Linked DNA regions of Homo sapiens: region 2 is linked to region 1. A link is a loop called in an ENCODE intact Hi-C map of the cell type or tissue named here. Cell type or tissue: breast epithelium. All regions are shown on one strand. Each heading gives the region's core, and the rest is flanking DNA. Links, peaks and the distances in the headings are about the cores only. Region 1 has its middle 6.7 kb from the start of ZNF879. Region 2 holds the start of NHP2 (NHP2 ribonucleoprotein).

What was found. Hi-C counts contacts between places; a loop is a spot of excess contacts. Peaks named below come from ENCODE experiments on the same cell type or tissue, not always from the same donor. Only the 100,000 strongest peaks of a DNase experiment are listed, where the experiment ranks them.
Region 2: a loop joins it to region 1, with 19 times the contacts of the local background. A loop is called at or near these places in 2 of 110 quality-filtered maps.

What each region holds. Positions count from the first base shown.
Region 1 is chr5:179,014,465-179,019,838 of GRCh38, forward strand. No RefSeq gene overlaps it. Among named protein-coding and RNA genes, the nearest start is that of ZNF879, 6.7 kb to the right of the region's middle. In breast epithelium, for the core only: no CTCF peak of the experiment used is centred there; no DNase peak of the experiment used is centred there.
Region 2 is chr5:178,151,268-178,156,641 of GRCh38, forward strand. It overlaps NHP2 (NHP2 ribonucleoprotein), which reads right to left and starts at 2,618. Exons shown (of 4, transcript NM_017838.4): 1 at 2,391-2,618; 2 at 2,224-2,293. The coding sequence starts at 2,550. RefSeq lists an enhancer at 1-186. In breast epithelium, for the core only: no CTCF peak of the experiment used is centred there; DNase peaks (open chromatin) are centred at 2,744 and 3,223; H3K4me3 peaks cover 1,960 bases; H3K27ac peaks cover 1,224 bases.

The DNA.
Region 1 (5,374 bases), core at 283-5,282:
TAGAAAAGTTACAAAAAGTGTACAGTCACCTTATAACCCATACTCATATTATGAACATCTTACATCAATCTAGTGCATTTCACACTGCAGGGGAGGAGAAATTTTTCCCTCTGCCCTCCTGGGTTCTCCAGCTGGGGCCCTGCAAATTAGACAGACAAAAGACAAATTCGGCCAGGTGCGGTGGCTCATGCCTGTAATCCCAGCACTTTGGGAGGCCGAGGTGGGCAGATCACCTGAGGTCAGCAGTTTGAGAACAGCCTGACCAACGTGGTGAAACCCTGTCTCTACTAAGAATACAAAAATTAGCTGGATATGTTGGTGCGTGCCTGTAGTCCCAGCTACTCGGGAGGCTGAGGCTGGAGAATTGCTCGAACCTGGGAGGCGGAAGTTGCAGTGACCCGAGATTGCACCACTGCACTCCAGCCTGGGTGGCAGAGTGAGACTTCATCTCAAAAAAAAAAAAAAGACAAATTCCCAAGAGAAAAACAACAGGAGTTTATTAACACGTGCACTGCACGCACACGAGCGAAGTCAGCGACGGTCACTCAAGGGGGTGGTTAGAACTTGAGCTTATGCAGCTTCTTCAAAAAAGAACAACACATTTGTAGAAAAGTGGCAAGACAAAGGAAAAGGGCTTTAGGCTTCCAGGAGCAGCAGACTCTGAGAAGGTAAATATTTGGAGGAAACCAATGGAGTAAGGTTTCTCTGTGCAGGTTGTCAACCAAAACGTATGTGAGACAGGTCTCAATCAATTTAGAAGTTTTATATTGCCTAGGTTAAGGACATGCCTGGAAGAAATAAATATGGAATAAATAGTCTGTGGTCTGTGTCTTTCTCCAGATGATTTTGAGGCCTTGAATATTTAAGAAGGAAAAGTGGGCTGGAGGGGAAAGAGGGAGGATATGGTCATATTACTGAATCCACATGTTGCAAGAGAAAAGGAGCAGGCAGGGGAGTCTCAGTCAATCATGTGTTTGTCTCGAGCTCAGTACATCCGCACCTTACATGACATAAGGTGAGCGTGGAGGAGTAACCCGTGGACATAGTTAACCTTTTCTCTGTAACTGTCTGTAACTGTCTCCTTAGGAACAAAAGGGAGGCATGACTCAGCTCTCAGCTGAATTTGTTTTTCTTTTGGCATATAGTGAATCAGGTCCCAAGTTTTTCTTTTCCTTTCGCATCGTCCATCTCAGAGTCGACTTTCCAGTCTTCTTCATGGCCAGAAAACTTCCCTGGGAGAGGGGATTTGTGTCAGTCTTCCCTTCTCAGAACTGTCTGCATCTGTTAATTCTCATTTGCCTCCAGCTCAAAACAACCCTTATGCTAAAGTGGCATATTTTGGGGTGGCATCTTCTGGTCTCCCACAAGACAATGAATGAACCAATATCGCTAAATTATTATTAACTGAAGTCTGTGCTTTATTACTCACCTCTCTTTAGTATTTGTCTGATGTCCTTTTTCTGTTCCAGAGTCCCATCAAGGCTGCCACATTCCATTTAGTTATTGTGTCTCCTTAAGCTCCTGCTGGTTGGGACAGTTTGTCAAGAGTCTCCGTGTTTTTGATCACCTTGACAGTTTAAGGAGTCCTGGTCAGGTAGCTTGTAGAAGGACCCTCTATTGTGACTGTCTGATGTTTTTCTCATTATCAGGCTGGAGTTATGAATTTTTGGAAGAAAGACTGTGGAGGTAAAGCGTCGTTTTCATCAGCAGGACTTTAACTGCTGATGTTAACCTTAGTCACTCGACTGAGGAAGCGCTCGTCATGTTGCTACACTCTAAAATTACTCCTTTTTCTTCTTTTCACCTTGTGCTAATAAGGAGGTCATTATGCACAGCCCACTCTAAGGAATGGAGACTTCTGTTCACCTCCTGGAGGGTAGAGTATTTGCATTAACTATTTTAAATTCCCTCTCTCTCTTTTTGTTTTATTTTGTTTTGTTTTGAGACAGAATCTCTGTCGCCTAGGCTGGAGTGCAGTGGCAAGATCTCGGCTCACTGCAACCTCTGCCTCCTGGGTTCAGGCGATTCTCGTGCCTCAGTCTCCTGAGTAGCTGGGATTACAGGTGAGCGCCACCATGCTCAGCTAATTTTTGTATTTTTTGTAGAGACGGGGTTTCATCATGCTGGCCAGGCTGGTCTCGAACTCCTGGCCTCAAGTGATCCTCCTACCTTGGTCTCCCAAAGTGCTGGGATTACAGGCGTGAGCCAGGGCTCCCCGCCTTAAATTATTTTGCATGAGAGATTTGCCTGTCCTCTCCTATTTATTTATTTATTTATTTATTTATTTATTTATTACACTGCTCATTTATGCTGCTGGAGACTCCCATATATGGATTGTGTACTTTGGGTTGTAACCCAACATTATTTTATTGCTCAAATTGTTCCACCTTTGCTCATGAGGAGCCCTCTCATTTGGCTCCTTGGTCCCTTGATACATCCCCATCACTTGTTTTTGTTGTTGTTATTTTGAGAACTTCTTTGCTTTCTGACATTACCAATTGTTCCTGGCTCACCTTGTACATATCCTGTCTCTGTTTTAGAATCTATTTCTCCAAGGAGCTGTGGTTCCTTTTATCGGAAAATGGTATTGGAAAACAAGATCTGTGCCCTAGGTTTGCTTATTGCTACTGGATCATCTTTGCTTTTAGGTCCTGTCAGCTAACAGAGCAAGAACATATTTGTGTATGTGAACCTATGTATACACACCTGTCTAGAAACATTTCTATGTTGTGACTTGTACCTACAATAAGCTCAACAGGAGTTCATGCTGATGTCTCCAACTCTAATCCATTACCACATCCACTATCCTTTTAGTATCCTCACCTTTGTCACATTGGCAGTCTCTTTTGCTGTATAAGGTAATATTCACAGGTTCCTAATCTAGGGATTAGGAGCTGGACATATTTGAGGGGATCTTTTTCCAACCTACTACAGTAGGTGCTAAGTGGTATCTCACTGGAGTTTGAATTCACATTTCCTTAATGACTAATAATGTCATGCAACTTTGTGTGAGCTTATTTGCTATTCTTGTATGTTCTTTAGTGAAGTGTATGATCAAATCTTTTGCCCACTTTTAATATTAGGTTTGGGGCTGGGCACAGTGGTTCACGCCTGTAATTCTAGCACTTTGGGAGGCCGAGGTGGATCACTTGAGATCAGGAGTTTGAGACCAACCTGGTCAACATGGCGAAACCCCGTCTCTACTAAAAATACAAACATTAGCCAGGCGTAGTGGTGTGCACCTGTCATCCAGCTACTCGGGAGGCTGCGGTACAAGAATTGCTTGAACTGGGTAGGCAGAGGTTGCAGTGAGCTGAGATCTTGCCATTGCACTCCAGCCTGGGCCACAGAGCAAGATTCTGTCTAAAAAAAAAAAAAAAAAAAAAAAAATTAGGTTGTTTGGGTTTTTTTTTTTTATTACAGAGTTTTAAGAGTTCTTTATGTATTCTGGATACAAGACCTTTATCAGATCTATGCTTTCCAAATATTTCTCCCAATCTGTGGCTTGTCTTTCCATTTTCTTAAGAGCGTCTTTGATAAGCAGGTTTTAATTTACAGGAAGTCCAAGTTGACTTTTTTTTCATTTGTGGATCATGCTTTTGATGTTGCATTCAAGAAACCTTTGCTTAACACAAGGCCACAAAGATTTTCTCTTATTTATTTTTTTCTAGCACTTTGGGAGCCCAAGGCAGGCAGATCACGAGGTCAGGAATTTGAGACCAGCTTGGCCAACATGGCGAAACCCCATCTCTACTAAAAATACCAAAAATTAGCCAGGCATAGTGGCGGGCGCCTGCAATCCCAGCTACTCAGGAGGCTGAGACAGGAGAATCGCTTGAACCTGGAGGCAGAGGTTATAGTGAGCCAAGATTGTGCCATTGCACTTCAGCCTGGGCAACAAGAGCGAAACTCCATCTCAAAAAAATAAACAAAAAATAAAAAATTAACCGGGAATGGTGGTGCACGCCTGTATTCCCAGCTATTCGGGAGGCTTAAGCAGGAGAATCGCTTGAACCCAGGAGGTAGAGGTTGCAGTGAGAGAAGATTGCGCCACCGCACTCCAGCCTGGGGCGACAGAGCTAGACTGTCTCAAAAAAATAAAAAATAAATAAAAAAGTATAGTCTTAGTGTAGGGTTTTGTAGACAAGTTCTTTTGCATTTGTAGCTTGGTGACAGATTTTTTTATTGGGAATGCATGTTGGATTTTCCAGTGCCTTTTCTGGGCTTTGACCTGAAGACTCTGTCGAAGCAGTAAGATGGGACAGTTGAAGGACTCACCTCATTTGTTTTTGACTCTCTGGAACCAATGTCCTTTATTGCCTGATGTCTCATGTTACATGTTGTCTCTTGGTGGTGTTGTTAGTGTGTATATAAGGTGAGACAGTAATTCCAGTCTTTTTTACTCTATCTTGGCCAGAAATAGTAAACAGATTTTTATGGCATTTGCTACTTTTTTTTTTTTTTTTGGAGACCGCTCTGTCGCCCAGGCTGGAGTACAATGGCACTATCTCGGCTCACTGCAAGCTCCACCTCCTGGGTTCACGCCATTCTCCTGCCTCAGCCTCCCGAGTAGCTGGGACTACAGGCGCTGCCACCACACCCGGCTAATTCTTTGTATTTTTAGTAGAGACGGGGTTTCACCGTGTTAGCCGGGATGTTCTCAATCTCCTGACCTCGTGATCCACCCATCTCGGCCTCCCAAAGTGCTGGGATTACAGTCGTGAGCCACGGGGGCAGCCGGCATTTGATACATTTTAATCCACTGTAGCCAGTATTCTTTTTGGTGATCATTTCTTCCATCTTTGTCCAACAGAACCCCTTCAGCTTGGTTCTTGTGCCCTTTTGACAGGACCCTTATGATAGCTTTCCTGCTTTCAGCCACCATGCCTATCTTGGGCCTTCCCTGCTTTGGATTTATCAGAAGCCTTTTGTGTTAAATGCTAATCTAGAGACCATCACTTGGCAGCTAATTACTACTGGATTATCATTCCTTCCAGGCTTTGCAGTGAATAGGAACAGGGAATTTTTTTCTTTTTTTAGAAAGAACCAAAAATCAATTGTTGATATTTTCAATTCAAATATTAACTAATAGGCTTTTCACTTAACTACTAATACATTTTATTTGTATTTCTTCTTGCTTACTCTGAAAATCTTGGCTATTGACATTAATGTAATTGTTTATTTGCTTTATCCTGCAATATGTATATACATTTGAACTTATCAATATAATATTTTTGGCTGGATGCAGTGGCTCATGCTGCTAATCCCAGCACTTTGGGAGGCTGAGGCAGGCAGATCATGAGGTCAGAAGTTTGAGACCAGCCTGGGCAACATGGCGAAATCTCATCTCTACTAAAAATACAAAAATTAGCCA
Region 2 (5,374 bases), core at 71-5,070, 860 kb before region 1:
ACGCTGATGGATGACTGTGTGGCAGGCAGCCCACGGAGGGGCTGGGGCGGGGGAGAGCATGTGGTGTGAGAATCAGAACGGCACCAGACACAGCCGAGAGACTGGCAGGGGACACCCCCAAGACCTTGAGTACCAGGCTAAGAAGCATGGGCTCTGTCCCAAGAGTGACAGTGAGGCAATGAAAGCTTGCCAGAGACTCAGCCAGGGTTCCTAGCTGGCCAGGTGTCAAGGCTGGGGGGCAAGGGCCTCAGGAGCCTAAGACACAGAAGGAAAAGTCTGCTCTCCCATGCTGGATAACAGGCGGACACACAAGGACAGAGCCCTCGGCTGAAAGAATGCTTCCGCACTCCTAGTGCTCCTCTGGGCCCTCTGCTGGCTCCCCTTCTGTTAAGCGCCTTTCACTGTGAGTGTTCCTCACAGCCTTGTCCTCGGCTGCCCTCTCCTCTCAGGACCTTCTTCCTGGCTGACCGGAGCCACTGCCATGGGGTCAGGTGCCATCTATGTGCTGAAAACTCCCAGATGTACTATCTCCAGCCTGGCCCTCTCTCTTCCATGCTCCAAACCCCTATAGCCATCTGCCTGTTTGACAGTTCTCCTGGTGTGGGGCGGGGTGGAAGTCATGTGTCTCTACAGCACCTCAAAAACTTACCCAGACCCAAATTTGTGATCTTTCTACACAAATCTGGTCCCCCTCCACTGTTCACATCTCAAGATTGGGCCCTCTGTCCCTCCAGCTGGGCATGTCAGAACCTAGAAGTCGTCAATACCTCCCCATTCTCCACATCTGAAAGTCCTTTCAAATCTGTCCCCTTTAACTCTGTCTCCACCATCACCTCTCCAGGACTACAGTAGTCTACTACCTGAACTTTCCCAAACCTACTCGTACCTCTCTAATCCTTTCTTCAATTGTCAGAAAAATCTTAGGGTGTAAAAAATAATAAAAATTATGTCACTTCCTGGCTTTAACCCCTAATAGCCTCCAAAGTGCTGAGTATAAAAACTAAATTTACTGTGTCCTACAAGGCCCCCTAAGAAGGTAGCACTTCTGCTCACCAGACCCTCTCCTGCCCAGAGGCCCACTCTTTCTTCTGGCAGAATCCTCCCACCCACCCCCCAATTAATCCCTGTGTCTTAAGACCTCAGCTCAAATGTGACTGCTGAGGGAAACTTCCCCAGATGCGCCCTCCCCAGCTAGGTTAGATGCCGTTGAGCATCAAGTCTGCCCAACATTATTGATCTCTTGAGCACCTACAGTTTCACTTCTTGGGATAAAGCAAGGAGGCCCTGTTCTGAAGGAGCTTACCATCTGGCCTGAGAGGGTGATAAAGGGAAGAAAAATGTAAACAAGGTTCAAACTTTGATAAATGCCATTAAGAAAAGTGGGGTGATGAAGTTATCATTGCACTCTGTTATTTTCCTTCATGGCTATCTATCACAACGTGTAATTAGTTGTGTGTGTGTCATTATCTGATGAATGAATGTCACTGTTTCCCCCATAACACAGTGCCTGAAAAAGAGTACATTCAATTGTTAAGGCTGCCAGGCGCGGTGGCTCATGCCTGTAATCCCAACGCTTCGGGAGGCTGAGGCAGGAGGATTCCTTGAGCCCAGGAGTTCAAGACCAGCCCGGGCAACATGGCGAGACTCCTCTGTCTCTGCAAAACAACAATAACAACAGCCAGGCGTGGCGCAAGCCGGTGGTCTCAGCTATTCGGGAGGCTGAGGTGGGAGGATCGCTTGAGCCCAGGGGGACGAGGCTGCAGCGAGCTGTGATCGCACCACCGCACTCCAACCTGGGTGAGAGCTAGACCCATCTCAAAAACAAACAAAAACGTTAACGTTCAGTTCCTTAAATACAGAGCCGGAGAGGGGTCATCCCTAGGACTGAGATTCAGGGCTGAGAGGATTAGGGCGGGGGCCGGAGGTAATCTGAGGCAAGGAGCGGAGCCCGGGGAGGAGGGTCCCTGAATTAATGAAGGTGGGTTTACTCTAAGGGACTTTGCTTACACAATTCGCTTCACTTTGGAATTCACTTTGAGCTGGTATACGTGGTGTACCGGTATTGTCGTACCGGTATTGTACCAAAGGGACTTTACCGACTGCTTGATTGGCTTCTGTATATGGGGCTAGGTCAGAGTTAACCTTTTTACTGCGCGCCTACTAAGTAGAGATTTCTCCGTTAACGTTTAGAAATGCAAAATCCAGAGGAAGGAAGGTTCTTACCCTTTTTCTCCTTTGTTGACAAATTTCTGAACCTCTTTCACCCCGCGCCGAATCTGCTTCTGCTTCACCGCTGCAACGACAGAAGAGTCGGTCGGGGGCCTCGCTCAGCCACCCGCGCACCCATCCCACCCGCGCACCCATCCCGGCCACGCCGCCGTCCGCCTCACCTTTCTTGATGCATTTGTAGAGCTTCCGCGTGAGGCGGCGAGAAGCCAGGGGCTGCGCGATGGGGTTCTGGTTGACCAGCAGCTCCTGGTAGGTGCGCTCCCCGGAACACGCCTCCGCCTGAGCCTCGGGCCCGTCGGGATCTGCCTTTATTTTGGTCATCGCAGCGGCCGCTGAAACCTAGTCCCAGGGAGGCGAGCCCACGCGGTCCACAGCTTTAGGCATCACTTCCAGGTCATCAGCTGCGCGAGAAGCCGCCGTACAACACGGCCAATCAGGAAAGGAAGTCTCCGACTCAGCCCAATCGTTGACGCCCAGCTTCGTAACTACGGAGAGCGGAGAGGGGCGGAGTCATGGTCCTTAAGGCGGGGCCATCCCCGGACCAAGGGACTGGGCGGAACCGATTAGGGCGGAGCGGAGGGAATGTGAGGCAAGGGGCGGAGCCCTGGGAATCGGGGCCGGAGAGGGCGGGGCTCTGGGTGCTGGAAAGGCTGCCTCGTTTTTTTTCTTTTTTGAGGCAGAGTTTCGCTCTTATTGCCCAGGCTGGGGTACAGTGGCGCAATCTCGACTCACTGCAACCTCCGCCTCCCGGGTTCAAGCGATTCTCCTACTTCAGCCTCCCGAGTAGCTGGGATTGCAGGCATGCGCCACCACGCCCAGATAATTTTGTATTTTTACTAGAGACAGGGGTTCTCCATGTTGGTCAGGCTGGTCTTGAACTCCTGACCTCAGGCGATCCGCCCGCCTCGGCCTCCCAAAGTGCTGGGATTACAGGCGTGAGCCACCGCGCCCGGCCTAAGGCTGCCTCCTTTCTTGCATAATTTTTCTTTGTTTTCTGACCCCTGGACCCGGCTGCGCAGGTGTGAAAGATACAGAGCAAGGGATGACCCCACTGACCTGCGTCTGCACCGCTTTTCCACAGATAGCGTGTGGCTCACTCTCATCCCGCAGGGTTCCGTTTCAGTGTTTCCCATGGGAGAGGTTTCCCTGGTGATTTTATCTAAAATTGCCGTCCCCTCTCTCTCCAAACCAGCATCCCTTCACCCGCTATTTTCCCGCAGTTCTTACCATTGCCTGACGCTACACATGCAGAGGGCCTAGCCGAGAAGCCAGCCGGGGCTGAGGGAAGGACGGCTCCAGCGAAGCCGGGAACAGCGGAGGGAAGGCTTTGGGGACTGAGCTCCCTGCCGTGCAGGGTGAGAGCTATGAGGAGCTACCCTTTGGACGGGTCTGTAGAAGGTAAAGGGACAGAGCTGCCAGGGCGTGGGGGGCGGTGGCAGGCCGAGATCCAGTGGATCTTGGTATCTCTGATTAGCCTCTTCCACTATATTTTGGAACTCTGGATGGATATTAATTAGATAATCGCTGCAAATTACTAATTTGTAATACTAATTACCTTTGATCCTGATGTGGCAGGCCTGCCATTTTTGTGTTGCTGGAACAGGCCAGTAAGTAGAAACTTAGAAGTGTTCCGGTAGTTGTGGGTGGGAACACAGGTCAGTTAAACCAACTTAAAAATTGGCCTTTCCCGGGTGTGGTGACTCGTGCCTGTGGTTCCAGCTACCCGGGAGGCTGAGAGGGGGCTCGCTTGAGCCCAGAAGTTAGAGGCTTCAGTGAGCCATGACTGCACCTGTGAATAGCCACTGCACTCCAGTCTGGGCCACCCAGGAAAATCTTGTCTCTAAAACAAAACAACAACAACAAAAACCTTGTAACTCTGAACTAAAGTGCAATAAATTTTGTTTTGCATTAAATAAAAACAAATAGGCTGGGCGCGGTGCCTGTAATCCCAGCACTTTGGGAGGCCGAGGCGGGCAGATCATGAGGTCAGGAGATCGAGACCATCCTGGCTAACACGGTGAAACCCCCGTCTCTACTAAAAATCACTCTGTCCAGCAGAGTGATGGAGAATTTCACTCCTGAGAACCCAGTTCAAACAAATTCAAACAAATGGGCTCGCTTGACTGACCTCACTCAGAGCCTCGGTTGTGAAGTCCCTTCAGCTCTTACATGGAAGGAAAAAGAAAGTTAACATTTATGTGGCGAGCATATTATATACAATATCTCATTCAGTGCTCACCAAAAAATACCTCTATGGTAAAGGTAAAGACTTTACCATCCTTTTACCAGGAATATATAACTTTATATTCACAATTTACTGACACACATAAAGATGAATAGTTTGGTACAGCTCACACAAAGCTGGATTTGAACCCAGGTCCACTTGTCTCCAAGCCCAGACTTTACCCATACCTGTGATTTGACATTTGACTTCAGCTCAAAAGGATACGTAAATAGTGAAAGTGTAGGAACCTCAGCTTGGCCCAGGTCACACGTGTCTGCATTTTGAGCCATAAGACAATGAAGTGCTGAGAACAAATATGTCTTCAGAAAACCACAGTGTTTTCTTTTTCTTTTTTTTTCTTTTTTTTTTTTTTGAGATGGAGTCTCGCACTTTGGCCCAGGCTGGAGTGCAGTGGCACCATCTCGGCTCACTGCAAGCTCCGCCTCCCAGGTTCACGCCATTCTCCTGCCTCAGCCTGCCAAGTAGCTGGGACTACAGGTGCCCACCACCACATCCGGCTAATTTTTTGTATTTTTAGTAGAGACGGGGTTTCACTAGGGTTTCACCGTGTTAGCCAGGATGGTCTCGATCTCCTGACCTCATGTTCTGCCCGCCTCGGCCTCCCAAAGTGCTGGGATTACAGGCATGAGCCACCGCGCCCGGCCCCCTTTTTTTTTTAAGACAGAGTCTCCCTTTGTCACCCAGGCTGTGGCATGATCTCAGCTCACTGCAATATCTGCCTCCCAGATTCAAGTGATCCTACTGCCTCAGCCTCCCAAGTAGCTGGGATTACAGGCACCCGCCACCATGCCCAGCTAATTTTTGTACTTTTAGGAGAGATAGGGTTTTACCATGTTGGCCAGGCTGGCCTCGAACTCCTGACCTCAAGTGATCCACTCGCCTTGGCCTCCCAAAGTGTTG